Regions from separate parts of the Homo sapiens genome. Here region 2 is linked to region 1. The links are chromatin loops, found by intact Hi-C in ENCODE. Cell type or tissue: IMR-90. All regions are shown on one strand. Each heading gives the region's core, and the rest is flanking DNA. Links, peaks and the distances in the headings are about the cores only.

Region 1 (5,394 bases), core at 318-5,317:
GTGTCCGTCGAATTGTCCAGGTCAAATGGAATTGAATGAGTAGGTTTTGGCAAAGAAATGGCAAGCAACATTAGCAAACATTTCAGAACTGTTGAAACAAATAAAATACATGTTTTAGAGCAACAATAATTAAGACGAAAAATATTGACTATCAAATGATGTTTTCTTATCTGCAATGACATTTTACTGTTCTAAGAATTACTTTTAAATGTCTAGATCACTGGAATTGCATTCTTTTCACTGCCTAAATTACCTGAGACTGGGCAGGTTAGGGGAGGATTACCCAGAGCCAACATTCTATGATGAGGAGAGGAAGCTGAGCCACAGCTCAGACTGCAACTGGGGCTTTTGTAGAACACGGGCAGAGTGAACCAGCAAAACAAATGTGAGAGTTCTAACCTGAAAACAAAGGATTGAGGAACATTAGCACAAACTGCAACTCTTCCTTCTTAAAAGGTGGACTTCTACTAACTTTTGACAATGTTTTATTACCTCCCATTTAGGTATTAGAACTCTCCTTTCTTTTCCATAGGGTGTATTTTTCAAATAATGTTACTCCTTCTCTTCTGGCATCCTGCAGATATTGCATCAGTGCTGGAGAAACGCTAAGGTATAGCTCAAACAGCTTATAGTCCAAGAAGCAATATCAACAGATGCATGGAGAAGATTTTGATGCTGCTCTAATAGAGAAGCTGTGGGTGATTATTTCTATCTTGTTGCATCTGAAGAGATATCATTGAAAGACAACTGGGAATTCATTAGAGTGACAAAATTGAGAACCAAGTGCAAACTAGGGGAGCCTGGAGAACATGTAGGGCAGGGTTAGGTACACCACTGATGGGAGGCTTAGTTAGAAAGAAAGTTTTGGGGTATGCCAGCATGGGAAGTTTGTAAATAATGGTGGTTAGCAGTTAAAAAGTGAAGGATTTTGACTCTATTATTAAAAACAAAGAAACAGCATTTTATACAAACTCAGGGTGATTTGGACCACCTTCAGGTATTACTTTACATTTGAAGAGTAAATAATGGTCATTGTTTTTGCCTTTTTAAAGGGCTTACTTGTGCTGGGAACACTAATTAGCACTTATCTGATTATCTCTTTAACTCTCTCTATCAGTCCGTTCTTGTACTGCTATAAAGAAATACCTGAGACTCAGTAATACATAAAGAAAAGAGGTTTAATTGGCTCATGGTTCTGCAGGCTGTACAGGAAGCATAGTGGCTTCTGCTTCTAGGGAGGCCTCAGGAAACTTACAATCATGGTGGAAGGTGAAGAGAAAGCAGGTATGTCTTACATGGCAGGAGAAGAGAGAGGTGTGCTGGGTAGATGTCACAAACTTTTAAATGACCAGATCTCGTGAGAACTCACTCACTGTCACGAGAACAGCACGAAGTAGATGCTGCTAAACCACTTATGAGAAATCCACCCTCATAATACCATCACCTCCCACCAGGCCCCACTTCCAACACTGAGGGTTACAGTTTGACATGAGATTTGGTGGGGACACAGATCCAAACCATATCACCCTCTCAATTCTATGAAGCAGATATTCTTAGCTGTTTTTTCAAATGAAACAACTGAAGCTCAGACAGATTAACTGACTTGCCCAGCATCACACAGTTTAGGAGATAACAGTTGGATTAAAATTCAGTTCTGTCAATTCCGTGAATCATGGTCATTCCATGATAACACATGGAAATTGTGCATAGAGGAAATAACATATCAGAATCCGTCTCCTACTGACTTTGAAGGAGTGCCCTCAAGGATCTAGGTATAACCGACAAGAAAGAACACTTGGATAATAAAATACCGGAATTTGCAGAGATTCCTTTATTAATAGTTTTCCTATTTCACATTTTTTGGGGATACAGGGTCTTGCTCTATCACCCAGGCGAGAGTGTAGTGGTTCAATCATAGCTTGCTGCAGCCTCAACCTCCCTGGCTCAAGAGATCCTCCCACCTCAGTCTCCTAAGTATCTGGGACCACAGGCATGTGCCGCCACATCCAGATAATTTTGTTTTTAATTTTTAATCTTGCTGTGTTGGTCAGCTTGGTCTCAAACTCCTGGCCTCAAGCAATCTTCCTGCCTCGGCCTCCCAAATTACTGGGATTACAGGTGTGAGCCACCATGGCCCATATTTAGCTTTTCAAATGTGTTAAAATACTACATGCATTGTAAATACAGTTGATGACACAGATTTTTTTTCAAGAATTTCAAGCTGTAAAATAATAGGGAATGCATACAAGTGGCAAAAAGTAAACAAAACCAATCAAACACCCCACAAAACACATATCCATAACACAGAGTAATAGAAAAAAATTCGATTGAATTCACATGCTGTAATTGCCTTTTTGTCACTGTTCCTTTCCATGAAAAATGTGGTAGAATAATTATATGTGTTTAACCACATAAAAGAAGCAATGATAGTTAATACTAATTTTTTTTCTTTTGAAAATGAATTCCATCTGCTTTTATTAAGGAGAATAGTTGTACTAGAATGAGATACTTATTAATCTCTCTGGGCTAGGTAAGGTCTAGTTCACTTTAATTAAAAAGCAAATTACATGTATACAAACACACTGAAGGCACCTTACATTTTACATTTCACCTTTTATTTTAATCTTGAAGCTTTCGATATTGTTATTTTAAGTACATGTTAATAATATGCAAGCTGATGCTTTGAAAATTCTCTGAGATGTGGTTAATGAAGAGAAACTGCACCATAAATTTCATGTAAAATATGCAGTCCATGCAGATGTAATTTTTCTTGAACTACAGTATTTTGCAATAAACATTTTTTAGCTTGTTTGGATTTATTCTCAATTGTTTACAAAAAGTATCATCAGGCACTACTGCTTGAAACAACTACATATAGTAACAGGCAATCTTCTTGGTTTAATAAGAACTGTTGGATAAAAATAGATTTCAGATCTATCTTGTACTGACAGAATGCAAATACTGATAAAACTGCACACTAGTATTTTCCATAAAGTTTGTCACATGATATAATGCAGTTGCTTGCTTTCCCCTGAGTTCTGCCAGAGGAAGCACAGTGGCTATGCCAGTTTATGATCAATAGAGACAGAATGTTCTACAAGGTATTCTGGGAACTGTAGTTAACTGAGAACATTTTTCTTTCAAATGCATTTGTTAAAACAATGCCCAAAAGAGACACGATATTCCGGCGACTGTCAGAGTTTCTATGATAAACTCTGCATTTTTTAGAGGGTTGTAACTAGCAATTTGGCCATTGCTAAATGGCACCATCTGTAGTGTAGCCTGAAGGTTTGCACAAACTGCAATGCTGTTGCCATTCAGAAAAGTATATCTTTTAAAGATCATGTAAACCCGGGTTAAGAAAGACATAAAAATAGTTGGTCTTTTCATTGATTTCATTTCAAGCTGAGTTCTCACGCATAGAGATGGGCTCTACAGAGAAGTGCTCCAAGTGAGTGGGAGAGATTGTGGCCAGTTTATCTCACAATGGATTATTTAACATTTCTGCTTGTTTTACTTTCCACATTATATTACTATCATTAGGGAGTGGGTGGGGAAGTTGCCAGAAAGAAAATAAGAAAATGCTGTGATTCTATATTTTGCTAGAAGAAATAAGAATCATTTGGGTCTCAGGCTAGCCTAGGAGACAGAAGCTAAAATCTTATGGGAGATAGGTATTATATGATAAATACTGGAAATGGAACTTGGGCAACCTGGGGAGAAGTGCCCAGGTAAAATAAGCCACCAGTGCACAGCCCTAGCAGATAGCTGCCGTGGTCCACGTTAAGAGCTAGTCCTGACTTCTCAAGAAACATCCAAAATATAGATTTTCTTTTCAATATAAAGTACCTTAATTTTTAATTGTTGGCATCATGTTCAAATTTAAAATAAGAAAACATGTGGAAATCAAACAAAAACTTCTCTAAACCAGTTCTGACCAATCTACCTTAGTGTGAGCCCTATCTCTAATCTTGTATGTTTAGACTAGCAGTTTCAATGCCTTCTTAAAATAGACGAAAAAACTTGAAAGGTAAAAAGAAGAAAATCAAATTAGATTTTTGGGGGTTAGTTAAGCTATTTCTATGTTTCAAATGAATTGGCTAATTTTAACTTTCTCTTAATTCTTCAGGGTCTCTAGAATGTACATATCTGTAATTTATGTGTTCACACTCTAATGACCTCATAGGCCATCAGTACTTTTCTATTTATTTTGATTTTAGTTTCATTTTGGCTTTTGAAGTGGGCCAAAATCATCAGAAATCATCATAGAAGAATTAAAATTATTAATTCTTAGTAAAACCATGTAGCAAAATAATATATATACTTGTGAAAAAGCTATTTTATAGAGACCCTGGAAATTAAGCAAAATAAACTGAATTATCAGTAGAGTTTTACCTCAAAAAGAAGGTAATCTTTGCTAATACCTCTTTCCAATACCCTATTTTAATTGCATAAGAATTAAGGTACAATAAATGTGATTGAAGGAAAGCAGTTACAAATAGAGAACAATACAATTTTGGAGATGTCAAAATAATGAGAAAATCTTGTTTTCTTCTAAGAGAATACATATGCATGTATTCGATACGTAGGATTATATTTTACATATTTAAAAAAAGAAAGAAAAATAAAAAAGAAATATAAAAACATATCCAAGAGCATTTAACATTATTTTGAATATATAGACAAAAATTAATGCATTTTATATTTATTATGAATGTAAGGATGGCTATTATTTTGTATATAGTTCAGCTCTACCTATAATTTCCCAAACTTCGATTATTTTATTTTGAAGAAACCTGCCATGCTAGCATATAAAGTGACAAATTATCTGTTAGAAATCAGTTTCTACCTTAAAATTATTAGATATTTAAAAATCCAAGTATGTCCCTTATCTGGCCCTTTAATACATGCCTGTTGCCTTGTTTCCCTTAAAAGTCTGGTAATAGCTGAAAAGAAAAACGAAAAGTACATGTGCTCTTCACTGAGGCAGAAAGAGCTCTAATCGTAAAGTTTCCGACCAGAACAGGGTCACCTACACTGAAATTTTCTGTAAACAAATAAGTGCTGAGACAGCAGATTGACTTCCTTAGTGCATTTTTCCCCTAGTAAAATCAGTTCGAGATGAATTGCAAAATAAATAAATGTCAAATAACAATTCCCATGACTAGTATTTGAACTGAATTTAATGATTATTATGAAGACAAAGCTGTGATAGGTTCCTGTGTAGAATGCTTAAAGGGGACAATCTGAAACGACTTTAGCTTGAAACCATTTTAACAAATGAATGTATTTCTTAAATTGCTGTATCAACCAAACCTGCCATCTAATTATGGCTGGCAAAAAGATCTACAAATGAACTATTCCAAAGCCTAAGCCATTATTTTTGGTTGACAT
Region 2 (5,394 bases), core at 315-5,314, 590 kb before region 1:
AAAATGGCACCCAAGGAATTGCTAGTCACAAGGCTGCTATAATTCCTTCAATTTGTTAAAAAAAGTAATATCTGTGAAGTAAAATTTAAATAAAAATGAAGCACAATAAAATGAGATATGCTTGTATACACTTTTCAGAATATTGTCTGTGACATCTCTGCATTCAGCATAGAGAAAAGACAGCTTATAATATTTATTAATTTTTTTAGCACAAAAATGTCATCTATTATTCCTTTTTTTTTGAGATAAATTATTTCATTAATCCATCTACCACAATGTTTCAGAAGTCAAGCAGGTATGTCAAGAATAGGATAGGTGAAAAGGTAGTCACTGAAGGAACTTCAATGGCAGGAGAAAGAAGGAGAGCTCTCTCTATGAGCATTGCAGGTAAGTTGTCTTATTAACATCTATCACAATAAAATTAACCCATTGTATTGGTACAGAGCATTTTCCAAAGCTTCTCCCTGCATGTGGCTTATTTATTTATTTTTATTGGAACAACTGTGGAAGGCAATTACCCATAATACTGCACAAGAAGAAAGGCACTTGTCCAACCTTGCCAAATGGAAATTGCAAATAGAAGGAATTAGAAGGAGTAGGAGCCAATACAGGGGCCAAGACTCTTGCCTTCCTTATAGAATTAATGTCCAGTCATTCAAATTGAATCAGGGTCATTATGACACAAATAAATAGAAGTAGGCGGGGCGCGGTGGCTCACCCCTGTAATCCCAGCACTTTGGGAGGCCAAGGCGGGTGGATCACTTGAGGTCAGGAGTTTGAGACTAGTCTGGCCAACATTGTGAAACCCCACCTGTACTAAAAATACAAAAGATTAGCTGGGCATGGTGACAGGTGCCTGTAATCCCAGCTACTCTGGAGGCTGAGGCAGGAAAATTGCATGAACTTGGGAGGCAAGGGTTGCAGTGAGCCAAGATTGCGCCATTGCACTCCAGCCTGAGCAACAAGAGCAAGACTCCATCTCAATAATAATAATACCCTCTAATAATAAACAGAAGTAAAAATCTCATGTATTATTCTAGAAAAGATTTCTTCTTTTTATTTGGGACAAAAATGTTTATTGAAATAAAAATAAGTTAATTTTTAAAAGTACTAATTCTCAGCACTAAGGAATAATGTTTACGTTACCAATGATCACAAGTACAATTCAATTATATGTTTTTATTCTATGAACATTTAAAAATTACTAACACAACAGAAAAAAGTTATTAACTATCATTTTTCAACTGTGTGTTTCACATACACGTTTTCTTTAATTTTCATGAGCCTTATTAATTTGAAGCAATATCTGTATTTTACTGACTAACCATAGTTCTGTTAAACAAATACATATCATTTGATTCCTAAATTCATGCTGTCATCCCTCTTAGCCTTTAGACTATATTACAAAATAAAAGAGCAATGAATATACAAACTGTTGTGGAAAGTTGTGTTCCTAGAAAATCCACTAGTTTTATTACAGTTTTTCATTGAATGAGATTCTATTTTTGACTACTCTCCTCTTCCTCCTTGTTATCTTTTCTTTAAATGCATTCAATACAAAACAATTTACCTAATAAAAGTAATTATGTTACCTTTACTTAGAAATAAAAGTCTTCAATTATATGCTTCAGCCTAAGAGAAATCTCCAGGAAACATACGTTAATAAGTCATTTTATTAAGTTAGCTGTTTTTATTATAATTTTTTAAAATTATATGTTCTGCCTGCTCTGTTTTCCTCTACAGTTGAAAATTTAATTTTATTCTCTATACCTTGATAGAAGCTTTGATGTGTCTTTCTTCTTGGGTTTTAAATTTGTTTGTTCAAAGAAAAATCAATATAAGCCACAGATTAAGTGAGATTGTTATAGCTAAATTGACGTGTAGAAAAATATTCAATGGCAAGCCTTAATTTCTTTTATCAACATTCTTTTACACTCTATTGGTTTATTTGTGTTTAATTGAAACATATGAAATAAAATTTGTGAAGAAATACTGTTACTGTAACTGTAGTCATGAGCCTACCTATGACAGTGTCATCCGTGAATCTTGCTTGGCTCTGATCTCAAACTCAACCTATAAAACCCTTGAAAGTTTACTTAATTATTGCCAAGTAAAATTTTAATTTGCTTCAAAATTGCATGGTGAATACAGTTATTATAATTAAGTTTATATTAGAAATTGGCACTAGAGGGAGCTAAGTAATTGTATCATTTATGTGTTTAGGGGAAAATTGAACATTCATTTAAAAACTTGTATTTTTTTTCAGAACCTGCTGATTTTACAAATATGGCAGCTATGCCTCAGCAAATTATAAGCAATAATGAATTAGTTAATTTTCTTCTGTGAAAACTGCTATGGTAAGATTATTAAATTACTGTATTTCTACTTAGTGAAAGTAGCTACCAGTCAGTAAATTAGGATTTCTAAGACTCTTTGGGGAAAGAGATTATTACTATTATCCATGTTTATCATTATTTTGGCCCTAACAGAATTAAAATGTTTATAGTACCTGTTAAAATGTGATATTTTGTTCTCAAATGTATAGTTTGATAAGAAAATGGCCTTATTGAATAGGATCTCAGTGAAGATTAGAAAACAATTTTACTCTTATGGAATATTCTAGGAACTTAGCTGGTTTGATTACTTTGAAGGACTGATTCAATTGAACAACAGTATTATTTTCCAGCAAGCAGAACCTACTATAAGTTGAATGAAATTATGTTATTTTCCACTTTTACAGTTGTATCTAAAATGAACAAAAGCTAAACGCTGCAGGACATTTTTATTTACAAAAACTAAAGAATTGAAGAGCAAATATACAATCTCATGCATTGTGCATGTTTAGTCCCAGGAAAGGTTCACAGTTAAGAAGAGCCTGTGTGAAGTCAATGCTGGTGCCTGTGACGGGTGTGGGAATGGGAAATTTTACTCTCTCCATTGCCTCATTACTTAGGCAGTCACAGCCAAAAAGGGACACGTTTTACATCAGTTTATAGGTGAGCATGTCCCTATTACAAATAATGCATGCAGGAACTTTTTTTTTTCACAGACACTTTGAAAGAAAAAGATATGATTTAGATGTTAAAATGAAGTTTAATTCACATTCCATCTACTTTGAAAAGAAAATGATGTTGAAAATATTTAAATAATACCCATTGTCTTCTGTGGTAAAATCCTCTTAGCTGATTTTCAGTTATTTGAATTTATGTTCCGATGTCCAAAAGAAAGTTTCTTGCTTTTCTTCTAATAGTTTGATTGAGGAACCCATCTGCTGTTAACTACATGTGACTAGGTTTAGATTTAATATAGAAGTGAATTTCAGGGAAAATAAAGTACAAAGTAGAAAAAAAATTACAGTCAGGCAATACATTGTTTGTTAAACCACAAAACTGATTTCTACCTGTTTGCCTCATTTATTTTTCCATAAAAATGAAACATTCCTTAACTTTTATACTAATATTTTATTTTTACTGTTTGAATAATTAGTATATTTTCTCTCAAAGGAGTGCTGTAATCCAGGTTAGCCTTGTAAAAGATGTTAGCAAGTGATATTTCACAGACAGAACTTGGGGAAAAAGAGAGGGTTTTTAATACTGAATATAACTAGAACATCTTTCAGGTCTCCAAATTAGTGTTTAACAAACTTTAATGTACATGCTAATCACCTGAGGGTTTGTTAAAATACAGATTCTAACTCAGAAGATGCAGGATTATTTTGCATTTCTAACAAGCTCCCAGGTAATGCTGTTGTTGCCGTCTGTGGACCACACTTTGAATAGCGAGACTCATCATTTTCTTTAATACTGCTAAGGTTCTCTGGTTTGAAATTAGAATTGAAAGCAAAAGAAAAGAGTTTAGAGTAAAGTAATGGTGTCAATCTTGGAAACCTGAGATGCCACTATATTTGTTCTTGCCCATCCTGAGCTGTGTTAGATGCTCAACACTGACCCTGTACAGAAACAGTGTAATTCATTCTGCAGGCAGGGCCAGAATTTAATGTCCTGAGTCTCAGTTTCATTATCTGTAAAATGAAAATATAATACCTACCTCCTAGGTTTGTAGTTTGCTTAATTTTTATCATTTCTCATTTGCTTGGCATTGATCACTGAGCTCCTAGAATTTTGATATACCTTATTTAGCATCAGGATGTTTGCATATGGCATACTCTAGTGAGTACCAGCTGTCATTACTACAATTATTACCAGCAAGTTGGGATATTGGGCCATCAGTAGTTGAGTGTAGATGGAATATATTGTTTGTGAGATGATAAGATGAACGAGAAAGCTAGAAAGAAAGACAGGGAATACTTCTAGCAACACTATTCACAACAGTGGAGACACGGAATCAACCTAAATGCCAATTAATGATAGAATGGATAAAGAAAATGTGGTACATATATACCATGGAATACTATGCAGCCATTGAAAAGAAGGTTAGCCTCAGTATGTGTTGTTCCCATCTATGTGTCCATGTGATCTCATTATTTAGCTCCCACTTATAAGTGAGAACATGCGGTATTTGGTTTTCTGTTCCTGTATTAGTTTGTTAAGGATAATGGCCTCTAGTTCCATCCATGTCCCCGCAAAGGAAACAATCTTCTTCTTTTTAAGAAGGTTGGGAGGAGTGAGAGGATCAGGAAAAATAACTAATGAGTAATAGGCTTAATACTAGGATGGTGAAATAATCTGTACGACAAATCCCCATGACACATGGTCACCTCTAACCAACCTGTACATTCACCCCTGAACTAAAAATGTTTAAAAAAAGGGGAGGCCAGGTGCTGCGGCTCATGCCTGTAATCTCCAAACTTTGAGAGGCTAAGGTTATGGATCTCTTGTGCCCAGGAGCAGGAGTTTGAGATAAGCCTGGACATCAAGGCAAAATCCCGTATCTACCAAAAATACAAAAATTAGTCCGGTGTGGTGGTGTGTGCCTGTAGTCCCAGCTACTCAGGAGGCTAAGGTGGGGGGATCCCTTAAGCCTGGGAGGCGGAGGTTGCAGTGAGCTGAGATTGCACCACTGTACTCCAGCCTGGGTGACAGAGAGAGACCATGTCCAAAAACAAAAAAAAAACACCAACAAGATGAGATAACAAAAGGGTTTCAATCTATGCTAGGAATTTGAAATTTATTATTTAAAAAATGATGAACTATTAGAAGACTGCAAATTGAGGAGTAGTAGGAACAAAATACTATGTCTTTTTTGAATTGGAAAATGGTTTAGATGGGACTCAACAATTTCTTCTGTGGTCCTGGTTAAGAGATCATGAGAGCTTGGGCCAAAATAGGGGAAGCAGAAAGGGATAAATTGAACAATTATTTGCAAATCAAATTTGCAAGGATAAGTGACCATTTGAACATGGGTCTATTAGTTAGGATATCTTCAGTCAACTCT

Evidence for each region. Hi-C counts contacts between places; a loop is a spot of excess contacts. Peaks named below come from ENCODE experiments on the same cell type or tissue, not always from the same donor. Only the 100,000 strongest peaks of a DNase experiment are listed, where the experiment ranks them.
Region 2: a loop joins it to region 1, with 4 times the contacts of the local background. A loop is called at or near these places in 2 of 110 quality-filtered maps.

Annotation. Positions count from the first base shown.
Region 1 is chr2:145,925,445-145,930,838 of GRCh38, reverse strand. No RefSeq gene overlaps it. Among named protein-coding and RNA genes, the nearest start is that of LINC01911, 910 kb to the left of the region's middle. In IMR-90, for the core only: no CTCF peak of the experiment used is centred there; no DNase peak of the experiment used is centred there.
Region 2 is chr2:146,520,213-146,525,606 of GRCh38, reverse strand. No RefSeq gene overlaps it. Among named protein-coding and RNA genes, the nearest start is that of LINC01911, 310 kb to the left of the region's middle. In IMR-90, for the core only: a CTCF peak has its summit at 2,196 (motif pointing right); no DNase peak of the experiment used is centred there.